Linked DNA regions of Homo sapiens: region 2 is linked to region 1. Evidence: chromatin loops called from intact Hi-C (ENCODE). Cell type or tissue: CD14-positive monocyte. All regions are shown on one strand. Each heading gives the region's core, and the rest is flanking DNA. Links, peaks and the distances in the headings are about the cores only. Region 1 overlaps SMC1A (structural maintenance of chromosomes 1A). Region 2 overlaps IQSEC2 (IQ motif and Sec7 domain ArfGEF 2).

Region 1 (5,371 bases), core at 159-5,158:
AAATAGTACAGAAGGGCTTATAATGAGAAGCAGCAGTTCCCTGCTTGCACCCCCACATCCAAAGGATGTGGAGCTCTTTAAAAATAAATTGCTCTGGTCCCACCTCTGGAAATCTGATTCAGCCAGCATGGATAATAACCCAGATAACTAACCCCTACCTCACAGGATAAAAAGGATTACATGAGATGCCTTAGGCTAAGGCCCTGGCACACAGGAACACATGTGCTACAAAGGAGCTTTGGGGACTTAAGTCCTGAGGATCCAGGAGGTGAGGTGACTTGTCCAAGATTCCACTGGTTTAGTGGCAGAGCCTAGACTTCCACTCGGATCTATTTAGTGCTTGCCCCCTGCTCTCTCCTGTCGTGCCCCACCACCTCCTGGCATCACAGGGCAACCGTTGTCAAGGCTATGCTCACGGGAGGCTGGGCACCACAGTGTTTCCAAGAGCAAGCTGGATCCGAGTAGATTCCCTAGGGCTTGTTGGAGGAACTAGTTTGACTCCCTTATACTGTGGACGCAGTAGCCTTGCTGTAGGGAGTTGAAGAGTACTCCACAACAGTATCTTAAGTTTAACTGGGCACTTCCCTCTGGAAATCACAGTGTTGTGCACCAGGAACACAAAGATGAGTCAAATCTTTATCCTGCCTTTGAGGAGCTCACTGTTTAGTTGGGGAAACCATTTGTAAAACAGCCATTAACCATACAGTGTGATCAACACTGACAGGAGCACAGGAAAAACATCTAGCTTATGTGAAGATTCAGAGAAGGCATCCTGTAGTCTAGGTGGTGATACCTGAACTGAGTCTTGAGGGACGGGTAGGAATTAGCCAGTTGAGGAAGTAGAAGGAATTTCCAGATATTGGAAACAGTATGCATGAAGACATGAAGGCAAGAAACAGCAAAACAAATACTGAAGCATGAAGATTCCTGGGGTGGGGGGAAAGCAGCAAGAAAAGGTAGAGAGGAACCAGATTGGAAGAGGGTCGTAAATGCATGGCTACAGAATTCAGATTTGTTTTGTAGGACAGTGTGGTTCCCAAACTGGCTGTATACCACAAACAGGTACGGCATTCTGGGCCCCGGCCCCTAAAACATTCATTAAGTCTGGGGTGAAGATTTGGAATCTTGAATGCTTATAAAGGTTACCACATGACTAGGGTACAGCCAGATTTGGAAACCATAGCTTGAAGGCAGTGAGGGAGCCATGAAATGGTTTTTAATAGGGGGACTCCAGATCAGATGTGAACTTAACCTGTTTCTGGCTGGCTAGCCAACCAGCATGGAAAACAGATTAGGTTAGATGTTCATGCTGTATGTGCCCGTGCCTGTAGCTTCCCTGTTAATCAGCTTCTTACACTACTATATTTGCTTATTTTGTCTCTGAATAAGCTTTAGGCACCACAAGGGTGGGCCTGGGGATATTTTGCTTACCAGTATAGCCCCTGCAAAAAAGCACAGTGCCTGACACAAAACAGGCACCCAGTAAAGTTTTTGAATGAATGAATGCATGAGTGAATCCATTTGTGAGAGAGCGAATGGAGATGACAAGATTAGCTAGGAGACTGGAAAAAGACCAGGAGGCCTGCACTAGGGCAAAGGCCAGTAGGAATAGATTGGAGGTGTTAAGGTGTGAACTGTTAAGGTAAGATGATAACTTAATGACTGATTATTGGATGTGGAGGGTGACTGAGAGGATAGAATGAGTACCCATGAATAGCCATGATTCCTACCCTGTCCCAGTCATCTCTTTCCTTATCCATCTCTGAAACAATCTGCTTACATCCTCCTCAGCAACTGGAATTCCTCAAGTTAGTTAGACATTCTGTGTGCTGTGTGGTCTCTCACTGCCCCCCCACTCCCCACCCCTCCACAAGCCATTGATTCATTCATCCAGTTCAATAAATCTTGGCTAAGCACCTCCAGTGTGCAGTAAGGCTCTTCCAAGCCAGGACTCTGACTCCCTCTTTCCTACCTCAAGAGATGTTTTTGAGGGCTTTCCCAGGTAAGAGTCACATCTCTTATACAATAACTTATAGTGAGATACCCAGAATGTCAGACTTGTAAGGGAAGACTGCCCAAACCCCTTCTGAGGTCCTCAGAGGGGAATTAACTTCCTAAGGTCCGACTGCTAGGAAGTGTTGGAGCCAGAAATGGAAGCTAGGTTTCCTTTCTATGTCATCTCTGGAGTCTTGATCTTGATCTATCCCATTGTAGATCAGGACAGGCAGAGGTGGTCAGGGAGAAGGTGGGACTTAGGTTGAACCTTGAAGGTCAATGTATTGGACAGGTCAAACAAGATGGTTGCCAATTACACTGCCCCCTTCTGGAAACCCTTAGCAAACCTGCCATGCTTGCAGTCCCTTCTAAGGGGTTTCCTTAGCATAAGTTGCCATGCTCTGTACCATGTGACCTCACAATCCTGGCCACAGATAGCTAGATGTGGATAGTGTCTGGTTCAAGGGCAACCAATCTCTAGGCTGGCCAGTGGCCTGTTAGCTGGACTGGCATAAGGACTTCACCTTACAGGGGTGGCATGTATCAAATGGCAAATGTATGAAACAACCAGATCTTTCAGGGAGGCAGAATGTGAGCTATTCAGAAGAAGTGAACGTTAATTAGAATTTAATGAGGCATTAGTGGTGGTGGATGAGGGGTGGCCAGAAACTAAACAGCAAAAGCAAAGAGAAAGCTGCAGAAACCATAAGTAAGCAGAGGTCATGAGACATTTGTATAATGAGATCACGGAGCCACAGGGTGGCAGAAGCCATGAAGCAGCAAGGCAACAATGGGCTAGAAGCCATGAAGCAATAGGAGCCACGAGGAACAGAAACCGTGAGACAAAACTGACTATGAGATCCACAAAGCAGCAGAAGGCTTGAATAGATAAGATCATGAGACAGTAGAAGCGATGAGACTGCAAGAACCACAAGGTAGCCAGAACCATGTGGCAACATGGCAACAGGAATGGAAGAGGCAGCAGGAGCTACAATGCAGAAAAGCCATGGATTAATAGGAACTGAAGCGCCGGGAGCCATGAAGCTGCAGGACCCATGAGGCAGAAAAAGCCATGGGCTAGCATCGAGGGGGGCAGAAAGAAGTTAGTCAGTAGCAGTAGGAGGAGTATAAATACAGCCAGAAAGGAGTTGAGTCACCAATTTGGGAAGCACTAGAGAAGGGAGCAACAGATGCCTGCAGCTGAGGGGGTGACAAGATAAGCCAGGCTCTAGAGCTGCTTTGGATCATGAACCATTTTCAAGTTTCTGTTCTTCCATGAGGCTGCCTGTGTAGCTGTTCTTGTCTTCCTTATTTCCCTGTGAATGCTTTAATAAATCCCCATCACTAACCTGTGTGTGTCTTTGTTCCTTGGAATCTAAAAGGTTAACACTGGTGTGCAGTTTAGATAACAGGAAAGCAGGGCAAGAGGTCTTCCTGGTGGGGTTGAAGCAAGACACAGAGGTGGGAATTCACTCATCCTTTCCTGCCTCACTGGCATGGGCACCTTTCATTCACTTACTTATTTTTATCATTCATTCATCCACTCATTTATTTATTACCTTATATATGCACTAACTCACAACTTCACTCACTTATTCATTAATGCATTAATGTAAGCATTTACCAGTTCATTTGCTCTTTCCTGTATTCACTCATGCATCATTTTTCCATCCATTTGTTCAGCAGGCATATGTTAAATTCCTGTCATGTGTCAGGCCCTGTGCTAGGTTCTGGGAATTAGATATACATGCCCTCCAGGAATTCTTGGCTTAATTGGGAACTCAGATAAGTAAGTGGTTAAGCACACTAAGTGTGGAAGATGATATAATGGACGTCTAGGTGAGGCAAAGTGAGCATATAGGAAGTATTAGGTGGTTCTCCCTGGGGTGGGAAAGCCTTTATAGAGGATGGTACACTTGAACTGAGTCTTGAAAGAGGAATGAGTGCTTACCACTTGGAAAGGGAGGAAAAAACATTCCAAGCAGAGGAGCTGCCTAAGCACAGTTAAATCAAGAGGGTGAAAGTGCATGGATTTCAGGGGGAATGGGGCATCACCCATGCAGTGAGAGAAGTGGTGGAATCCAAGCAGTCAAGCTTAGCTTTGACTCTGAGCAATGGGAAGCTGTAGAAAGGTTTGAAGCAAGGGACTAACCGGGCCAGATTGGTATTTAGGAGGACCACTCTGGTAGCTGGGGTGAAAGAAGGTTGGGGGCATGAAACACTGACCTAAAGAATGTACTTCAGGCTGGGTGCGGTGGCCCACGCCTGTAATCCCAACATTTTGGGAGGCCAAGGCGGGAGGATCACCTGAGGTCAGGAGTTTGAGACCAGTCTGGCCAACGTACTGAAACCCCATCTCTACTAAAAATACAAAAATTAGGCCAGGCGCGGTGGCTCACGCCTGTAATCCCAGCACTTTGGGAGGCTGAGGTGGGTGGATCACCTGACGTCTGGAGTTCGAGACCAGCGTGGACAGCATGGTGAAACCCCATCTCTACTAAAAATACAAAAATTAGCTGGGTGTGGTGGAAGGCGCCTGTAATCCCAGCTACTTGGGAGGCTGAGGCAGGAGAACCGCTTGAACCCGAGAGGCAGAGGTTGCAGAGAACCAAGATTGCGCCATTGCACTCCAGCCTGGGGGACAAGAGTGAGACTTCGTCTCAAAAAAACAAACAAAAATTAGCCGGGTGTGGTGGCGTGCGCCTGTAATCCTAGCTACTCGGGAGGCTGAGGTGGGAGAATTGCTTGAACCCAGCACTCCATCCTGGACAACAGAGTAAGACTCCATCTCAAAAAAAAAAAAAAAAAAACAGTACTTGAAAAAAGTACATTTGCCAGGCGCAGTGGCTCACCCTATAATCCCAGCACTTTGGGAGGCCAGGGCGGGTGGATCACCTGAGGTCAAGAGTTCGAGACCAGCCTGGCCAACATGGCGAAACTCTGTCTCTACTAAAAATACAAAAATTAGCCGGGCATGGTACCGCATGCCTGTAATCCCAGTTATTAGGGAGGCTGAGGCAGAAGACTTGCTTGAGCCCAGGGGGCGGAGGTTGCCGTGAGCCAAGATCACGCCACTGCACTCCAGCCTGGGCGACAGAGCAAGGCTCCATCTCAAAAAAAAAAAAAAAAAAAAAGTACATTTAATTGTCATAATCAGAGGCATAAATGAAGACTCGTAGGAACCCCCAAGGGGAGAGAGAGTTCTACCAGGGGACAAGGAAGACTTTTGGAGGAGGTGGAATTTGAGGTGAGCCTTTTTAAAAGGGAGGATTCCAACTGGTGGAGATAAGGAGGAAAGGCTTTCCAGGCCTGGGGGACATAAAAACAAGAAGGTGGGAATAAATATGCCCTGTTTGGGCTAACAAATATTCCATTT
Region 2 (5,327 bases), core at 1-5,000, 57 kb after region 1:
GCGAGCGTGGCGGGCGGGAGGCCGGGCCGGCGCACCCGGGCCGCGAGAAGGAAGCGGGCTATTCGGCGGCGGTGGGCGTGGGGCCGCGGCCACCGCGGGAGCGGGGCCAGCTGAGCCGTGGCGCATCCAGGAGCTCCAGTCCCGGCGCCGGCGGAGGCCACAGCACCAGTACCAGCACCAGCCCGGCCACGACCCTCCAGAGAAAGTAAGGAATGTGTGTTTGTACCCCCGGCTCTTCCCTCTAGATCCCTCTCCAACTTGTCCAGCTGATAGAGTAAGAAGCCAGTGTCTGGTTCCGTGTCTTCCTCTCCTGTCCCAACCCGCCAGGAGAAGCCAGGTCCCCCTCATCCAGCCGACACCCCTTCCCTGGCCACCCCAGGCTGGGTTGGCCAGATGAGTGCAGGCGTCTCTTCTTTCCCGGTACCGCGGCCAGCGAGGGACTAGAGCAGTCATCGCCGCCTCCCCCGCCTCCACTTCTTCAACCCCTAGCTGCATCCTTGCCAGAAGATAGGTTTTCATTTATTTATTTATTTTGGGTATGCTGGTTGGAATTTTTATGGTCGGCGAGGGTGTCTACTCAGAGCCCCAGGGGAGAGAAAGCCCCCCACCCCCGCCTTTTTTTTTTTTTCCTTTTTCTTTTTGCCTGATCTTTTCTCCTCTGGCCGCCTCAGCTCCATCCCTTACCAAAGAGGCAGGTGGGGACCAGAATGGCTGCTGGAGGCTGAGACATCCCTCTGAAGGGAACTGCAGCACATTCTGGCCGGGGGGAGCAAAGATGGGGGAGCAAAGATGGAGGCCAAGCCCTTGGCTAGTTCCTCAAAGTCCACCCCCTCTCCACCCTTCAAGAAAAACAACACCCATTTAAAGAGCCCTACCGGGAAGGGAAGTCTAGATTGCCCCTCTGCTGGATCGGTTCCAGTTCCTGCACTGGGGTCTGTGTGTCTATTTGGGACACCTTGGCACTATCTCTTGGGTTGGTGGGACATGGGCTGGGTCCACTTTTTCTGTGTAGATACCATGGTGAGCTGATTGGGTTACATGTATCAGGCTGAGAGAGTCAAGGGCGTGCAGACTCCCAAGGCTGCCCTAAAGGCTCCCTTATTTCTTTTCTGCCGTATTCGAAGGAACACTGAGCTGGGAGTTGGGAGACCTGAGTTCCCCTTCCAGCTCTGCTGCAGATTGGCTTTGTGACCTTGACTGAGTCTCTTTCTCTCTTAGGCCATCAGTTCCCCCGTATCTTTTTAAATGGCAAGGTCTGCCTTGGATGATCTTGAAGTACCCCTCCAGCTCAGATTTGATGGTTCTATGTTTAATCCAGCCACACTACAGAGCAAGTCTGAAGTCCTGTAGCGAATGGACAGGCTTCCCCCTCCTCTCACTGCTCAGCTGGTCCTACCATGTGCCACAACCAGTGGAGTGTCTCTTGGAGGCTGGGCTGGGGGTGGGGAAACCTTCTGCCTCAGGAAATCTGCCGGGAGACAGCTCTCTGCAACTCCCCCGTGGTGAGGCAGCAGGCTGGGGTGCTGGGTTGAGATGGCTGGGCCCCAGGAGCAGCAGCTGTAGCTTGAGGGCTCGGCTGGGCTCCACTGCAGCACACCCTAAGCTGAATTTTAGTGTGGACTGCCCCTGAGGAGTCTGGGGGCAAAGGAAATGGGCTTTCCTGCCCAGGCAGGGCTGCTGCGAGCTCAGTCCGGGAGGACCGACTGTGTGCCTTGGGGCGCCACACTGGAAGAGGGACAGAGGTAGACCAAGGTCCATTCAGGGAGGGTCATGGTGGGCCGGGGGCAGAGGAAGACTGCATGGGGTATGGTCGAGCCTGGCTGCAGAAGACTTTTCTAGAGGGGTCAGGCCTGTGACAGAGGGAGCGGACTCATTATGTGTGGCTTCAGTGAGCAGAACCCGAAACAGTGGGAACATTTGAGATAGATTAGGAAGAACTTTCCAACCTGGCATTCTGGTGGTGCAGTGGACTGCCTCGAGAGGTGGAGGTGGGAGCTGGATGGACCTGGAGCTCTCAGCGGAGCTCGGGTGGGAGTCTGGGAGAACTGGAGGAAGCATGATTCCTGAATCAGGTAGAAAGCCCAGTGAAATGACCTGGGTCGTCCCCAGTTATGGGATTCCATGACTCTGGCTCTCCACCCTGCAGACATTGGTCTGAATCTCTTGGCTGACTGGTTGCCTGTTTGCTCCTGAGCTCCATGTTTCTGCTATCCGTGCAGGCCTACCTCTTGGTCCTTCCCTCTTTTTGTGAACCCCCCCAGGTTGCTTGTTGCGTTTCCTTGCTTTGCATTTCCTACTGGATTAATAAAGGGGTTTAGGTAGTACTTTAAGTTTCTCTCCTGACCATATATTAACTATTTGCACACCCATTATTACCTCTTTTTGACTTCACAACAAGCCTTCTGCAGTGAGTGTTGGCAACTGCATTTTAGAGATGGGGAAACTGAGGCTCCAAGATGAAGGGACCTCACTCAAGGTTACCCTACTAGTTGCTAATGGAGCTGGGACTAGAACCCAAGTCTTCCTGTCTCCAAGGCCTGGTATTTTTTTCTCTAGAGCTCTCCAACCCACAGGAGTCTCTTAGCCTCAGGACCTGGCCTGGCACTGAGCTAGGAGAGGCCAGGAGAGCCTTAGGTCTCTAGAGGATTTGAGCAGGAGGAGATGAGTCTGGGATGAGTGGGGAGTTGACAGCGGCAGGGAAGAAGGCTCTGTCTCCCTCCTTTCCACTCTCCCTCCTGGCCTGGCATCAGGAGGGCCTGTTGATGCAGTAGCCATTGCTGTCACTGCTGCTGCTGCAAGCGACTCCCCTGCTAGGTCTGTTCTGGGTTTGTAAGGAGTGGGTGAGAAGCCGCTGGAAGCGAGGGCAGGCAGGGTGGGAGTTTAGCAGCAGAGGCTGCAGCATTGGGGGAGGCTAGGTAGAGCGGGTACAGGCTGGGCTCTCTTGGTCCCCAGGCTCCCCCTGGTGGAGGAAGAGGGGAGAGTGGTGCCTGGGCCGAGCTGCAGCTTGTTGGGGGGGCCCCGCTGTGCCTAGGGACTTTCTTTAGTCCTCCCAATGATCCCGTGCTTCTGTCACCACGATCCACATTTTACAGCAGAAGAAACTGGGGGATCAGAGAAGTGAAGCCCACCAGAGCTTACATTACTCATAAGACAGACTCCCAATCCTGTGAACTTTCCCTCTACTGCATTGGACATCAGCTGTCATGTCCACCCCCATCCATGTCATCCACCCAGGATTCCCATATCCTCCTGCACCGTCCCCTCTGGACAGGTTCCAGGATGCCAGTATCCCTTCTGCTGTGCTCAGGGTGTGGCCTTTCTAGTGCAGATAGAGTGAGATGCGTCCCTGTCTCCTTTTGGTCCTGGGTCCTCTGTACGCGAAGGTTTTGTTTGCTTGCTTTTTAGTCGTTGGTCCTGACTAATGCTCAGGTCTTTTTACCTGGAATTGTCCACATACCCCCCCAAGCCTGGTTGATTAGAGAATAGCTCTGCTTTTGTTGTTGATCTTGGCTTGGCCCCCTTGCAGTCCTGCCACCTAGAGTGATATATAGGAGTGCTAGGGGCCCCTGCTGAGTTGCTCCACGCTGAAGAGCTGCGTTTCCCACGCTCTTTGCATGGGCCCAGCTCCGGCTCTGCTGTAGGCGGTGGTGGGCTGAAGCTGGTATGGTGGCAACTCTCCTTCCTTTACCCCCACCCCCATCCACCCTGCAAGCTGGCTTACACTTGGAGATAGCAACTAGAGGGGCTGGCCTGGTGGTGTTTTTTTTCTTTTTCTTTTTTTTTTTTTTTTGGTTTTGGTTTGTTTTTGGGACAGGGGTCTTGCTCTGCTGCTCAGGCTGGAGTGCAGTGTTGCGAACATAGCTTACTCAAGTGAGTTCAGGAGTTTGAGGCTGCAGTGAGCAATAATTGCAAAAAAGGAACACCAGGCTGGCCCTTCTAGTTGCTATCCGCCCAATTCTTTTAAGCAGAGACGGGGTCTCTCTGTGTTGCCCAGACTGGTCTCAAACTCCTGGGCTCAAGCGGTCCTCCCTCCTTGGCGTCCCAAAGTGCTGAGCCACCACGCCCGGCCCAACGTGGTATTCTTGACAGCTAGGGCAGTGTATGGTCTACCACATGCTGTCGTCTGCTTGCAGTGGGATGTCAGCATGCTCCCCGCAGGGGCTAAGGCCACTGAGAGACAGCACGTGAGACAGTGAGCCCAGGGAGAGGCTCAGGGAAGTCTCTCCTTTGGGGTCTTGGGTACTTTTCCCAGGGGGTGTCTCTCCTTCCCAGGAGGGAAAACCATTTATCTTCCCTCCCACTGTGTTGTGAGCATTATCTTCGTGTGGGAGGAAATGGTAATGTTGAATTTAATGAGAATGAGAGTCTTGCTTCTCTATCTAGATCTGGGGCAAGAATGGGGTTGTTATCATCTACAAACATTTCTTGGCTGTGTGCACAGCGCAGGAGGGGCCACGAGGCTGAGCAAACACTGCACTCTTAGCGCTTGCAGAACCCCTGCTCCCCTCCATCCAGGGAGACAGGGTTGCAGGCCTAGCCATGCCATAGAGGCAACACTCAGGACAAAATGAGTGGCAAGAATGGTGAGGAGTGGAAGTTCTCAGAGGAAGGAGGGATCAGGCCAGGCCAGGCTGCTGTTTGAGTACCTGGGCGGTGGGTGAGGGATGAGGGGTATGGAAGGAATGTGAGTGGTCCCTTCATGGAGGTGGCAGCTGGGAGGAAGACGTCAGACCAGACTTGCTGCCTGCCCTTTCCTCATCTGTCCCACCCCTGCCTACCAAGGTCTCTGAATTTGCTGGGCGCAGAGTAAAGGCCTGGAGCATGGGGAAGAGGCCACACGTGTACCGAGTGAGTCTCAGCCTTCTGCCAGGCCCCACGCTATGTGACTTTATGTAATAATAGCTAACATTTTTTCACTGCTCTTACTGTGTGCTAAGCACTATTTGTTCTAAGCGCTTTCCATGTATTAATTCATTCAATCTCCACATGAATCCTCTCGTGTAGATATTGTTATTAACTCCATTTTACAGATGAGGAAACTGAGGCCCAGAAAGGTTGGATAGCATACCCAGGATCACTCAATGAATAAGTGGCAGAACTGTGAAGGAGCTGGAGGAGCCCAGGGAGTTGGGCTTCAGGGTCCGCAGTGTTCTAACCCACCCTGGAGCACTACTTCTTACCTCATTTGCACAGAGCCCCTGTCAGATGGGTGTGTTCGTTTGTTTGTTTGTTTTATGAGTTTCACTCTTGTTGCCCAGACTGAAGTGCAATGGCACACTCTTGACTCACTGCAACCTCCACCTCCTGGGCTCAAGCAATTCTCATGC

The links. Hi-C counts contacts between places; a loop is a spot of excess contacts. Peaks named below come from ENCODE experiments on the same cell type or tissue, not always from the same donor. Only the 100,000 strongest peaks of a DNase experiment are listed, where the experiment ranks them.
Region 2: it touches region 1 in a loop (3-fold over the local background); 7 of 110 quality-filtered maps call a loop at or near these places.

What each region holds. Positions count from the first base shown.
Region 1 is chrX:53,372,121-53,377,491 of GRCh38, reverse strand. SMC1A (structural maintenance of chromosomes 1A) reads left to right here. Exons shown (of 25, transcript NM_006306.4): 25 at 1-3,343. Among named protein-coding and RNA genes, the nearest start is that of MIR6857, 31 kb to the left of the region's middle. In CD14-positive monocyte, for the core only: a CTCF peak has its summit at 2,368 (motif pointing left); DNase peaks (open chromatin) are centred at 2,801 and 3,101; H3K4me3 peaks cover 844 bases; H3K27ac peaks cover 1,451 bases.
Region 2 is chrX:53,315,295-53,320,621 of GRCh38, reverse strand. It overlaps IQSEC2 (IQ motif and Sec7 domain ArfGEF 2), which reads left to right. Exons shown (of 15, transcript NM_001111125.3): 1 at 1-205. Among named protein-coding and RNA genes, the nearest start is that of IQSEC2, 3.4 kb to the left of the region's middle. RefSeq lists silencers at 2,877-2,976, 2,987-3,036. In CD14-positive monocyte, for the core only: CTCF peaks have their summits at 2,781 and 2,985 (motif pointing left); a DNase peak (open chromatin) is centred at 2,951; H3K4me3 peaks cover 1,648 bases.